Regions from separate parts of the Mus musculus genome. Here region 2 is linked to region 1. A link is a loop called in an ENCODE intact Hi-C map of the cell type or tissue named here. Cell type or tissue: left cerebral cortex. All regions are shown on one strand. Links, peaks and the distances in the headings refer to the core of each region. The heading gives the core; the rest is flanking DNA.

Evidence for each region. Hi-C counts contacts between places; a loop is a spot of excess contacts. Peaks named below come from ENCODE experiments on the same cell type or tissue, not always from the same donor. Only the 100,000 strongest peaks of a DNase experiment are listed, where the experiment ranks them.
Region 2: a loop joins it to region 1, with 3 times the contacts of the local background. A loop is called at or near these places in 9 of 42 quality-filtered maps.

What each region holds. Positions count from the first base shown.
Region 1 is chr4:107,175,565-107,183,810 of GRCm38, reverse strand. Tceanc2 (transcription elongation factor A (SII) N-terminal and central domain containing 2) reads left to right here and starts at 5,445. Exons shown (of 5, transcript NM_025617.2): 1 at 5,445-5,573; 2 at 6,107-6,246. The coding sequence starts at 6,148. Tmem59 (transmembrane protein 59) reads right to left here and starts at 5,181. Exons shown (of 8, transcript NM_029565.3): 1 at 4,894-5,181. The coding sequence starts at 5,082. In left cerebral cortex, for the core only: CTCF peaks have their summits at 4,841 and 5,452; DNase peaks (open chromatin) are centred at 4,156, 4,515 and 5,284; H3K4me3 peaks cover 2,895 bases; H3K27ac peaks cover 1,548 bases.
Region 2 is chr4:107,347,378-107,352,377 of GRCm38, reverse strand. Yipf1 (Yip1 domain family, member 1) reads right to left here. Exons shown (of 10, transcript NM_145550.3): 9 at 1,840-1,964. The coding sequence ends at 1,875. Among named protein-coding and RNA genes, the nearest start is that of Ndc1, 18 kb to the left of the region's middle. In left cerebral cortex, for the core only: a CTCF peak has its summit at 2,935 (motif pointing right); DNase peaks (open chromatin) are centred at 2,947, 3,339 and 3,726.

The DNA.
Region 1 (8,246 bases), core at 1,865-6,864:
TTTTCTTTTATAGAGAAATGTTTTAAAAGCAGAAAATAATAATTACAAGCATTGAGAGCTATAGGTGAAAATCAAAATAGGACTTTTTTTCTCTTTTCTTAGGAGAGTTCTTCACACTTAGAAAATAGTTATGTGCATAATGAGACTATAAACAATGATATCAACAAGCTTTTCTTTCCTTTGATGAATAGGGTATTTAATAAAAACCCTAATGTCCTTGTACCTTTCTGTGTGATTCACTCTGCACAAACAAACTGTCAGGCACCAATGAAGAAACATGCACACGTTCCAGCCATTACTGCTGCGGTGTACACTCCCCCCCCAGCCTGCGGTGTACACTCCCTCCCAGCCTGCGGTGTACACTCCCTCCCAGCAGAAGCACTAGTAAAGCCCATGTAGCAGCAATAACCCATCTGAAGGGATGGCTGTGAGTCCTACATGAGGATTTGTTGTACAGCTTTGGAGGTGGCTCACTTTGTGAGCTTGGTTCTCAGGTTCTAACTGCAGTAGTTGCTTTGGAATGCCACATACTTCCCTGGACTGCACAGGGAAGAGCTCATTACCATGAACTATACCAGATGACAGTTTACCAGATGTAGAGCTATGCTTGCTCTACATCCCAAGCTGGCCTGGATGCTTAATGCCCATCTTTTTCAGCTCCCGAATATTGGGACTGCTCACTGTGCCAATACACCTACCTCAGATAGGCTTTCTTTTGTTAAACCAACCCCAAAAGACACCCAGAACCAACGTCAGGAAACCACATGGCATTCCAGTGGGTCAGGAATCAACCCCAAAAGCTCAGCCTTATCACTTTGTACAGCCTTAGGCAAGTTACTAATCTCTGATTCTCAGTGTCATCTAAGTTGTAAATAAGGATACTCTCACATTAATCTTACACACTAGGAAAGTTATAAACTCATATCATGTACTGATAGAGATTATATTAGTAATATAGTCATAAACACCCACAATGTACCAGGCTGTATGTTAACATTTAATGTATTATATAACACCCATAAAGAGTAGGCTGGAATGCCAGGGTGGGAATATGGGGTTGGGTGGGTGAATGGGGGAGCACCCTCACAGAGGCAGGAGGAGGGAGGATGGGATAGGGGGTTTCCGAAGAGGAGACCTAGAAAGGGGAAAACATTTGAAATGTAAATAAATATCCAATTTAAAAAAAAAAAGAAAAAAAAAAAAAAGAGTAGGCTGGAGAGATGACTCAGTGGTTAGGAGACTGGCTTCTCTTCCAGAGGACAAAGGCTCAGCTCCTAGCATCCACATGGCAGCTCACAACTGTCTGAAACTCTAATTCCAAGAAATCCATATCCTCTTCTGGTGTCTGCCAGCACTGCACTTGCCTGGTATAGAGACAAACACGGAGGCTAGACACCCATACACATAAAATAAAAATACTATTTTTTTAAAAGCAAAAAAAAAAAATAATATTCTTAGTTCAAACATTTTGTATTTTACAGAATATAAATTCAAATATGGTAAACATTTCAGTTCTATGCATCTCAAGTTACTGACAAGCTTATAGGAAATATAATCTCCTAACCGAGCAAGGAAAGGTTGCTTCTCACCATAATGAGTATCAGCTAAGTAACACAAGGTCTTTGGACAACAGTGCTACCTAGATAGCTTTCATATCCATTTCTTCCCCTTAGTTATGTAGCTAAGTCGGTCTACCTTGTCTGCCTTGCTTTGGCTAATGTTTGTAACTGGTTGTGCTCTGTAGTCCAGGCTGGCCTCATACTCAGAGCAATCCTCCTACCTCAGCCTCCCAAGTGCTGGACTACATGCATGAGCTACATGCCTGCTCTAAAGTATTCTCTTTCTTAGTACTACAAATGCAAACGTGCACAAACCCGACTGCACCCGTATGAGAAGAAATAGCCACCTATGGCTGTGTTAGGCATTGCCCTGAAAGCGTCAAATTATCTTCAATCTTCATACTAGCTCCACAAATATGTGGTTTTCCTACAGTTTACAAAATTAAATTCTAAGAAATCAATTGAATGGTAGGAATACAGTTAACAGTGGAGCCAGAATGGATTACAGGTTTGCACGACTCTGAAGCCCATGTCGTGTACAAACCTGACCACAGACTAGTTATTAACAACAGGCCTTATGTTCCTTACATTTGAACCCAGACATCATACAACTAAATCTATGAGAACAAAGGGCAAAATGTATTAATTTTAGAATATCTACTTTATGTCTTTACAATACTCTATGTCCTTACAATAAATAATTATAAAGTCATTTAGAAAAGATTTTTATCTGCCACTTATCAGATGAAGAGAGACAATGTGAGTTTTATAATTCATTTACTTTCTTATTAACACACCACTTTTTGCCTGCAGCGCAATGCACAGTAACTCAGTGAGGGCCTCTAAAAACCAGTAAAATAAGTATTTGTAATAAAACTTCATTCTTCAGTGGCAACAGCATAGGGCAGCCAGCTTGAAGACTCGATTTCTACTTCACTACTTCTTAGTTATAGGATCTTGGCTAAGCACTTACCTTTTTACTCGTTTTTTTTTTTTGTTTTCTCAAATTTTCCTTTTTTCTTGTTTTTGTGACAGAATTTCTCTGTGTAGCCCTAACAGTCCTGGAACTACCAGACTGGCCTCAACTCAGAGATCTGCCTACCTCTGCCTCCTGAGTGCTGAGATTAAAGGTGTGCACCACCATGCCCAGTAGGAGAGTAAATTTTGAGCTGGGTGCAGCAGACAAGACTATAATCTTAGCCCTTGACATTTACTGATAGAGGGAAGAGAACAGAGTTAGCTGGAGGCCATCTTGGACTGTATGTCAAGACAGTGTCTCAAACAAACAGTCTAAAATATGCAGGTATTCCTAGAATTCAGAGGGTGAGGCAAGGATCCTACCAGAGATCCTACCTCAGAAACAAAACAAATTTAAGTCCAGGACAGACAGGGAGCCAATGATTTGGAGTTCTGGTTAAGAACAGCATTAATAAATTAGTGAAAATGACTTATCAATATCACATCAATTATTAGCAACTAGTGAATATTATAATGCCTAAGGCATCTGATTGGCATGGTGCGTGTGTATAGCCCCAGCAGCACCGAGGAACCTGAGGCAGGAAGGCTGAGACTGAACAACCAACCTGAACTGTAGGCAAATCCTGTCTCAAACACAAACACATCCAAGAAATATCCAAAGATTCCTGGTATCCGTATCTTTCAAATTATTTATGTCCCCAGTATTCTGTCTTACTCTACAAATTTCCTAGGAAAGCCTTAAAAGAGGGAACCAAACATTAACATAACATAAAGCAAACCTCAGCCTAATTCTTGGCCAATTGGTTCGGGTAGAATCTTTTGATGATGCAAGCTTTACTGACTGACATCTAAAGAATTCCTCTTACTCCCTGAGGTGAGCAAGGCAAGCCTTACACCCGTGACCCCTGACCTCAGCCTCCAGCAGGCTGTAATTTACAGGTGTCCATGACCATCCCAGCTCTTCATTTCTCCCAACTATTTATTAATTTCTAACTTAGAAATTTTAAGGCTAGCCGGTGCTGCAAGCCTTTAATCCCTGCACTTGGGAGGCAGAGGCAGGAGGATTTCTGAGTTTGAGGCCAGCCTGGTCTACAGAGTGAGTTCCAGGACAGCCAGGGCTACACAGAGAAACCCTGTCTCGAAAAACCAAAAGAAAGAAAATTTAAGGCTAATCTCAGTACAATCTTGTGGCGCCGTTTATGTTTTGCTTGTAATTGATGACCCTCAGATGGGTAAGGGGGACAAAATGCTTGAAGGTACAGAATTTACACTTTTTAATATCAAAGACAGGAAAGCACTTGTCAATATGGAACATTCTAAAGTCACTGGGACTGCCATTCTAGTCACTTTGTACCTTTAGAAGGCAAAGAGGGAGAGCCACAATGGTTAAGCAAATAGCATACAGAAGACAAGGCCAAAAAAAAAAAAAAAAAAAACCACGCGCATCAGCGAAAGCCCTTACAAAGCCAGGTGGGGAGGGGCATAAACCCTAATTATATATGGAAAATGAGTGGGGAGAACCACCAAGCAATTTAGAATGTTGAGTAAACAGAATTCATAAGAAACTGGAAAACAACTTAAGAAGGCAGAATTAAAGGCTAGGCAGCGGCTGCGGGCAGGGACCAGGGTTAGGGATCGGTCTCTCCTCTAGCTACACAGTATAGGTTTTCCGTAGGACAGTAGAATTTCCTGATCCACTCCACGATTCCTTATCTTCTGCACTGAGTGACGTTTATTTTACTTTATTGTTTTTTGAAGACAGACCCCCCCCCCCCCAACCGCCGCCTCACAAAGGCATCCAGTCCCTTGCGGCAGCGTCTCACACACACTCAACACAGACAGGAAGTCCTCCCTTCCACGGTGTCTGGTAACTACTGAGGCTGACTTCACACTTCAGACCGCAAAGGAATTGTCAAGCTTTCTCCGACTCGGGGAACACAACGCGCTTCGTCCCAGAGAGGCGCGCCATCAACCCAGACTGGAAGGCACTATTTTGTGCACGCCTGCGTCCGCGCCATCCTCCCCACCCCCGCGCTGCTAGTTAGGTCAGGACCTCGCGTTCATCCTCCATCTACCCTAGCAAGCGATCGCCTCCCTGGCGGTCCCGCGGGCTCCCAAGGGCTCGCCGATTCCGCACATTTGTGTCCCCCCCCCCAACCCCCAGCCTATCGCCGAGACCTGCAGCACAAACTTCCGGCAATTTCCGCAGGAGCAAGGAAAACTGCAGCTGCACCGAGTGGGCAGCGGCTGAAGCACAGCTTCACCACTAGGGCCCCGGCGCTGACCCCGAGGTGGAACGACGCGAGCTGGGGCACCGAGGGATGAGGGGAACTCGGGACGGATGGGCCCTGCCTACCTTCGGGTAGGTGTGCAAGGGGTAGGTCAGCTGACAGGCCCGGTGACAGGACGCTGTGTCTCCCAGGACCGAGTCAAAGGCTTCGGCCGCTGCAGTCCCCGAGCCTCCGGCCAGCGCCATAGTCAACAGCAGCAGCGGCGGGAGCCCCAGTTGGGCCTGGACCCAAAGCTTCCCCTTTGGCGCCGCCATCTTGTTCCCCTCTGTCACAGCAGCTCGAATTGTTGCTGTTTTCTTTTCAGGCTTTCTCCTTCTTCCGGGCCAGCCCCTTTCCCCGCCCCTCCGGCCCGCGCTTCCGCCTCCGAGAGCTCCTCGGCCCCGCCCCGGTCCGCCCAATCGGCTGCCTCCTGGCCGGTCTCTGGGACGGAAAACCTCTCGTGGGCGGGCTTGGGGACCCGGCCGACCATCTCAGCCTTGGGCTCAGAGCCGCGCCTGCCCCTTTCTCCGTGCCAGGCCGACTGGGGCCAGTAGTTCTCGGCGGCTTGGAGCGAGCTGAGGGGTGTTGCTTCCCTCAACCACAGCTTCCGCACGCCTCGCAGTGCGTTCTGGGAAGTGTAGTTCCTGCGGGTCACCAGCGAGGAACTGGGCCCCGGAAGAAGTGTACAAATAGTTACAACGCGCGGCCCGGGTGGAGGTCCCGAGGAGTCAAGAGACCAAACAGCGTAGGCAGGCTGATTTTCCCGGTGGGTCTCACGTCGAGCTCTGATTGGATAAGCCCTTTCCAGGCCTCCTAGTGCTGGGGCCAAGGCCTTGCTCGTGGAAGGGTTGGGATTCTCTGACACACAACACTGGTTTCTGAAGCAGCTTCTGTATTGCGCCGGGGTCTGGAGATGGTTGTTGTGGGCCTTAGAGTAATTCTTAGGATTGGGGCTGCCGCGGAGTGGGTGTAAAGAGGGGTTCACTGAGCCCAGTGGAACCCTAACTTCATCACAACTCAACCTGAACTGGAAAAGGATTTCAGAAGTCACCCCATTACCCCGGGTAGTGGAATCCAACTCCCTCCCTAGCATGCCCCTCTGGATCTTAGGAACTTAACCCAGGAAGTAAACTTAATTATAGTTTCAGAAGAGATTTCCTCTTTCGAGAAGAAGTCTTATTTCCTGTAAATACCATCCAAAAGCCTTCATAATTCAGACGTGTTTAGAAAATCCAGTCGTGTCACTTCTGGGAATACACATCTCAACCTTAATAAAGTTTCACCCTGTTTCTTGAATAGAATACTCCTCAAGCACCTGAAGGTAGGCGGAGCCCCCAGCAATGGATAAATTCGTCATTCGAACGCCTAGGATCCAGAATAGCCCGAAGAAGAAACTCGGAGAAAAGGTTTACAAGCAAGCCACGATTGAGTCGTTGAAGGTGAGAAGGAATGTGGGGTCAGAGAAAATGTGCACAGGACTGTCATAAAGAGATAGGGCCAACAGGTTCCATTGTAGGGAATCATGACTTTTTGTTAAGCACCCTTCAGGGACCATTTTTCTTTCTTACATACCCTGTACAGACTTTTATCAGTTCCTGTACCTCTGCTACCCTGAATTAATCCAATTCTGGCTTTAGGGTATGGTTGCTAGCTGACAGGATCACTACCCCCCTTTGTTAAGTTTTTTCTTTTTAAGATGAATTTTTATTTATTTATTTTGGTTTTCAAGACAGGGTTTCACTGTGTAGCCCTGACTGTCCTGGAACTCACCTGTAGACCAAGCTGACCTAGAACTCAGAAATCCCCCTGCCTCAACCTCTCAAGAGCTGGAATTAAAGGCTTGTGCTACTATTCCTGGCCAAGATTTATTCTTATGTGTGTCTGTGTCTGTGTGTGGATATGGTCACTAGTGGCTTTGGCTCTCTTTGGAGCTGTAGTGATAGTGATTGTGCACTACCTAAAGTAGAAATTTGAGGTCCTGGAAACTGAACTAAAGTCCTCTGCAAGAGCAGTATGTGGCAGGAATTCTAGTAGAATCATTGGATCTAGGGAAAACATTAGGATGAAATAGCTGTTGTTCACTCTGTCTAGGGTAAACATCAGAATGAGTGGCTGTGTTCTAGAAGTACTTGGACCTTTAAGAAATCAAGCTGACAGCGATTGTTTTCTGTTAGCTATAGACTTGTTTTTCTGAAGGAGCTGTACAGCCTTTGGTCACAAGACAATTCTGGGACACTTAGAACATCCTGCATTATTGAGCATTGCAAACAGTACACTATAAAGGCTAAACTTGCAGGGGTGTGATGTTTTCCTTCACAAAACATCTCTCCAGCCCTGTTGTTTTTGCTTTTGCATGGCTTTTTGTGGTTCGGTCCACAGAGGCTGGACCTCCTCCTGCCAGCAAGGCCTTAATATGTCCTGCAGTGTCTCTCTTTCTCCAAATGACCTGTGAGACTCAGAACACCGACAGCAACACCTGCTCTCAACCACCCCTGAGCCATCATCTCTCCATCCGAAAAGTTTTTCTCAGGTATATTAATTTTTTAAGTAGGATTCTATATACCAGTGGGTAAAATGACCCTTTCACAGGGGTTACCTAAGACTATTGGGAAAAGACAGATATTTATGTATTTACAATCATACCAGTAGCAAAATTGCAGTAATGAAGTAGCAATGAAAATAACTTTATGGTTATTATTTATGGAGATCAACCCAGCATGAGGAACTGTATTAAAGGATTAGGAAGGTTGGGAGCCACTGCTCTAGACAGACCTAGTGCAGTGTGAATGGTGATGCTTTATAGTGGTCCGACACCTTATATGTAGTGTTTTGGCCAGAATTGTAGCACAGGGCTTCATGACTCATGGCTCCACAGGCCCACCCTGGACCACAGAGACTTAAATGTGCTGTTTGCTTGCGGGAACTAAGCTTGATTTTAACTAGTTAGGAAGGGGCAAGGACTATTTACAAATAATCAGTCAAGCACACCGGTAGCCTTGCACTTAGAGGGCTAAGGCAGAAAGATGGAGCGTGCCGGGCATGATGGTGCACGCCTTTAATCCCAGCACTCGGGAGGCAGAGGCGGGCGGATTTCTGAGTTCGAGGCCAGCCTGGTCTACAAAGTGAGTTCCAGGACAACCAGGGCTACACAGAGAAACCCAGTCTCGAAACCACCCCACCCCCCCCACCCCCCAAAAAAAAGAAAGATGGAGCATTCAAGAACATAATGGGTTGAGAGCAAGACTTTTTTGAGAAAGAGAAAGAGCTATGTTAGGGTGTAGCTCAGTAGTAGAGTGCCTGCTTGCCATGTGTGAAGGGTCCCCAGTCAGCCTCCGTTACCACCCACCCACCCCCAAATGGAAAGCATCAGTCATGTGACTGCTAAATGAACTGTGATATACTGGGAGCAACTTGCAGAGAGTCCTTTTGGTCACTTTGC
Region 2 (5,000 bases), core at 1-5,000, 170 kb before region 1:
GAGTGCTGGGATTAAAGGCGTGCTCCACCACGCCCGGCCACAGGAGGCACCGTTAATGATCATATCTTGTTAACTTGAAGGGCTTACAACTAGAATTCCTCAGGGAAGAAAGAAAATCCCCACGTTTTACAAAAGGGAACTAAAATATCAAAGCAGAGTCAAGAAGACTACCACAGTTCAATATAAATGAGCAGCCATTGTCAGTAGACAGTGGCTTTCATTTTACCTGAGTGCCTAGTTGCCGCTGTCTCTAAAAGTGACTACAATCTTCTCAGATGGGCGCTATCTTTATTTTATAGATAAGTTACCTTTGGCTCAAATGCACCTTGTAAGTACCAGGTAGGAATAAGCTTTCATTCTCCTCCTATCTGCCCAACAGGCTGGTGAGTACACATCCCCTCTGCCCTGGGAGACAGGACAGCCAATCTTCACAGAGCAGAGTGAAGGCTCTTGTCCCACAACGGGCTCAAGTGTAGTTCCCATACAAACACTTACTGAGTGCTCACTGTATACCAGGCTGTGCGGTGGATGAAGAAATCCACCCCTTGTCTAACCGGGAGTCACACTGATACACAGGGGACAGATGGATGGCTAAATGACTGAACATATTAACAAAGAGGCAGATGGACATACAGACAGTTAGTGCTCTGAGCACAAGAGCATAGTAGACAGAGTGTCAGGGTCACCAGGAAGCTGATGACTGTGGGAAGGGAAGAGCATTCTAGACAACAGAACTGCACTTTATATAGCCTTAGGAGGTGCCACTCACAGCCTTATCTTTTCTTCTTGATATCTTTCAAATGTTCCTCTCAACTGAAGGTTTAATTCCCTTCAGAAAGTGTGTAAACAACACTGACAACACATTTATCTCTGGCTCTCCAGTAGGGAGTGAAAAACAAACTGGGACCTCTTCCATCTTGTTTCATCAACTGAAATAAGGCAGTGTGGTGCAGGACAGAAAAGTCACTAAACATGAAAAAGCTCAACAAAATGCTCAAGTCAAGAACAGACAAAAAAACCCCGCGCGTCCATTCTCGGCCTTCCTTGCTTCCCTTCACCAATGTGTGCTGTCCTATAAAACTAAAATCCAGGTGCAGACCCAGCTATGCTTGGCACAAGGAACCGTAACGGAATCAGTAAGTGTCCCTCCGCACCAAAGTCATCATGGGTGTATGAGAAAGCACTTGCTTAGCTTGTACGGGCCCTGGGTTCAGGTTCAATCCTCGCCCACAGGGAAAGGGGGAAAAGGAAGGCACACTGGACATGATGAGACACACCCACCTGTAACACTAGCATCTGCGGAACCAGAGGCAGGAGGATGAACTAAGTACAAGAGTTCAAGTTCAGGGTCATCCTCAGGTACACGGTGAATTGGAGGCTAGCCTGGGCTATATGAGAACTTGTCAGCCAAAAAAAGGTACTAAGAACATAGAACAGGAGGCAAGGAATAAGTTATGAAACTGGATCTCTCTCTTGCACACTCTAACCCGCTCAGCTAACCATTCACAGAGGAATAACTTCAAAGGCCCTGAGCACATGAAGCACAGAAATCCAGAAGCCTTCAGAGAAATCCAGGGGTCCTTCAAGAGAGGACAACACTGGTTTCAGAGATCAGTCGGAGACGTCACAGAATGCAGAAAAATCACTGAGACAATTAGGATATGGAAGAAATCCTTCTGTGCTACTGGACAGTGTAGTGGGGATAGAGAAGGTGGGTGTGATCACCAGAGCAGGGACTCCCCCCCCACCCCCGCTACCCCAGGGTCTACAAGCTCAGGGTCTAGCCTTTGGTCCCTGATGGTAATGCAGAACTGATGTACCTTCCTATTTGTGACATACCCTGAGAGATGAAATGCCACCACCTGCTTTCCCCATTAGCTGGATTTGGCCGCTGTTACTGTCTGGTTGGGAGTGGTTATAGCTGCTGGGAGGTGGTCCATCTCTGGAGCATCAAAGAAGTAAGCCTGCAGGAAAGGAGACACAGGAGGGAGCCATGTTAATAGTCTCTGGCCCCCCCCCCCCATTATATTTGTTATCACACCAGACTGCAGCCACCTCACTGTGTATCTCCCTGACTCAACCTTTTAAAACTTAGCTCCAGCCAGGCGTGGTGGCGCATGCCTTTAATCCCAGCACTTAGGAGGCAGAAGCAGGCCAATTTCTGAGTTCAAGGCCAGCCTGGTCTACAGAGTGAGTTCCAAGACAGCCAGGGCTACACAGAGAAACCCTGTCTCGAAAAAACAAAACAACAACAACAAAAAACTTAGCTCCACTCACTGGCCATGCTATGTTGCATGCCTGACTCTTCTCAGAGACCTTAAGGGGTTGTACGATGATCTCTCCTGGCAGGTGCAGAAACTGAGGCTCACAGAGACTGTCCCTGGGTAAGTGAGCGTGGCGCATGAGCAGTGGATCCAGGACTCACGCTAGCAATTACTGTGTCACACAGGGGATACAGGGACTGTCTCTGCCTCTACCTCTGCTCTGCCAGCATCTCGGTCTGGCCTGATAGCAAGTAGCCAGATATTTATGGACTGACTTGCTAAACCAGTTAGTTGACTTTCTGCAGAGACCTCGAAAATAAGGTGCTAAGCACACCTCAGTCCCCAGGACTTGAGCTTGAGAATGAAGTGTGTGACAAGAGCTTCCGCTTGTCACTCTTAGCTGCCAGGAACCAGGAGGAGGTGATGGGACAGGGGAGGTGGCAACGAAGATCTTCCCTCCTGCCTTAAGGTCAGAGGACACTAAAGTTAGCACAGAAAAACACCAATCTTGTTAGCCTTGAGCCCCCCCTTCAAAGGGTGTGTGGGAGGGTGAAGCTGTTACTATCCCAAGGGCCACTAGATACACAGGATTCCCTTGGCATGGGTGGCTCAGGAAGATGAAAAGGTAAAAAGCTAAGAACCATTTTCAGCAGCTCTGCCCTTATTAGCCAGAAGAGGGTGCCAACACAACACACTTGGGCTTCCCAGCCTGTTCCAACCTTCATACTTAACAGATCTCTTTAGCTTCTCTTTGCCACCCGCCCCCCCACCCCCACCCCCCAGAAACTCCCTCTAGCTTATCACAGCCCCAGAGCAAACCTAATTTAAAAGTTTCTCTTGCAGCTGTTTCCTGGCACAAAGGAAGGCGATTCCTCTACTTGGGGGTCATGAGTGAGACCGAGGCCATCGTGTCTGCTCCTCAGGAACACTGAATGGGACTACCAGTGAAGGAGTGGCTCTCTTCCAGGCCACTTGAGGAAATGCTCTTCAGGAAGCTATGAGTCTCAGAGCTGAGTGGTCTGCGTTCCCTGTCTGCACTAGTTACTAGCACTGTGCCTCTAGACAGGCTTCTCTACCTCCTCGGTTTTGTCTGCAAAATTGCGGGGTGGTGGTGGAAAAAGTCTCTAAAAGGCTTTTTCTTCTAGCACAGCCAGTGATGTGGCACAGGGTCTGTGCTCAGCTCAGCCCATCCTGAGGCACTGTGGCCAGTAGGCGCCATTTTCCCTGAGCTCAGTGGTAATCATCCAAACGTGGGCTTGCCTGGCTCTCGACAACCCACCAAGGACCCACGCTCTGTGCTTCCTTCGCTGTCCCTGCCAGGTGTGTTCAGTGAAGACCTGGAGATCATTTTCCAGTGCAGTCACCGAGGGACCTCAGCAGATGTGAGGCTGCCACATACATCACTGCTCTGAAACCGAAGCACTAATCCGCGGTTCCCAGGGGAGACAGGGAAAGCCGGGCGAGGCTGTCTGCTTCAGCTGGTGCCCCTCAGCTCGAACAGCTCCCTCGCCAACTCCTCCCACCGCTTTCCAATAATTATAATGTCTTCTGACATTACATGAACAGTTTTCTTTCTCTGTTTTTCCGTATGTGTGTGTCTGTGTATGTTCACCTGTGTGTGGTATATAGGCACACATGTACATGTGTGTGCAGGCCAGAGCATAACCTCAAGTTTATTCCTCTGACACTCTCCTCCTCTTCTTCCTCCACCTCCTCCTTGATAATCACACCAGGTCCCCTCCTCACACGTAGGCTAGGCTGACTAACACTGAGCCTCACCTGTCTCCATCTCCCCAATTCTGGAGTTACAAGCATGCACCATGCTCAGCTCTTTTTATGTGGGTTCTGGAGACCGAACTAGAGTCCTCTGAAAGCACTTTACCAGCTGAGCTGTCCTCCCAGTAAACCCCTGCTCATAAGTCAAGGTGTTGCTTTTATACCTCTGAAGGGCCTGCAACTCACTATGAGACCCAGGTGGGCCATAAACTTGTGGAAACCTTCTTGCCTCAGCCTCCTGAGAACAGAGATGACAGATGAGAGACACCTGACACAGCTAACCTGTCATAATTTTCATGCTGCAAACCTTATCCAAACCTTCCAAGAGGACAGACGGTGCTACGATGTGCATGGTCAGTCCCTTTATCTTAGGAAAGAGAAAGGCGGCCAGAGTAATAACCAAAGCTTGGGTGTGGGAGCTGGAGGGACCCCGGCTTCCTCTATAACCAAAGCATGGATGTGGGAGCTGGACAGGACCCCCAGCTTCCTCTATTACCAAAGTGTGGGTGTGGGAGCTGGAGGGACCCCCGGCTTCCTCTATAACCAAAGTGTGGGTGTGCGAGCTGGACAGGACCCCCATTTCCTCTATTTTGATTCTCCCTCCTCCAGAAGAGAAAGGAGAAGCCATATCCAACAGAGAGAAGACAGTTCAGACACAGGGCTTTGGCTTAACATCTGGCCATCAAGGGCTTCCTCTGCTCAGAACACGGCAGTTCCTCCTCAAGAAGAGCCTTTCTCCCAGCACACACTTCTGCTGCAGAGGCCAGCACGCCCCGATTAGGAGACTTTTCAGAGCTGGAAGGAATGAGCCTCTCTCCTACCTCTGCCTCTCCACCAACTTCTCAGCCATTATACGATGGAAGACGGTCAGGTCAGGTCAGGCCAGGTCCAGGGAGAGTGAAGGACACAGTCACAGTCTGACACAAGAGCCTTGGTCTGTTTATGAGCTCTGTGACCTTG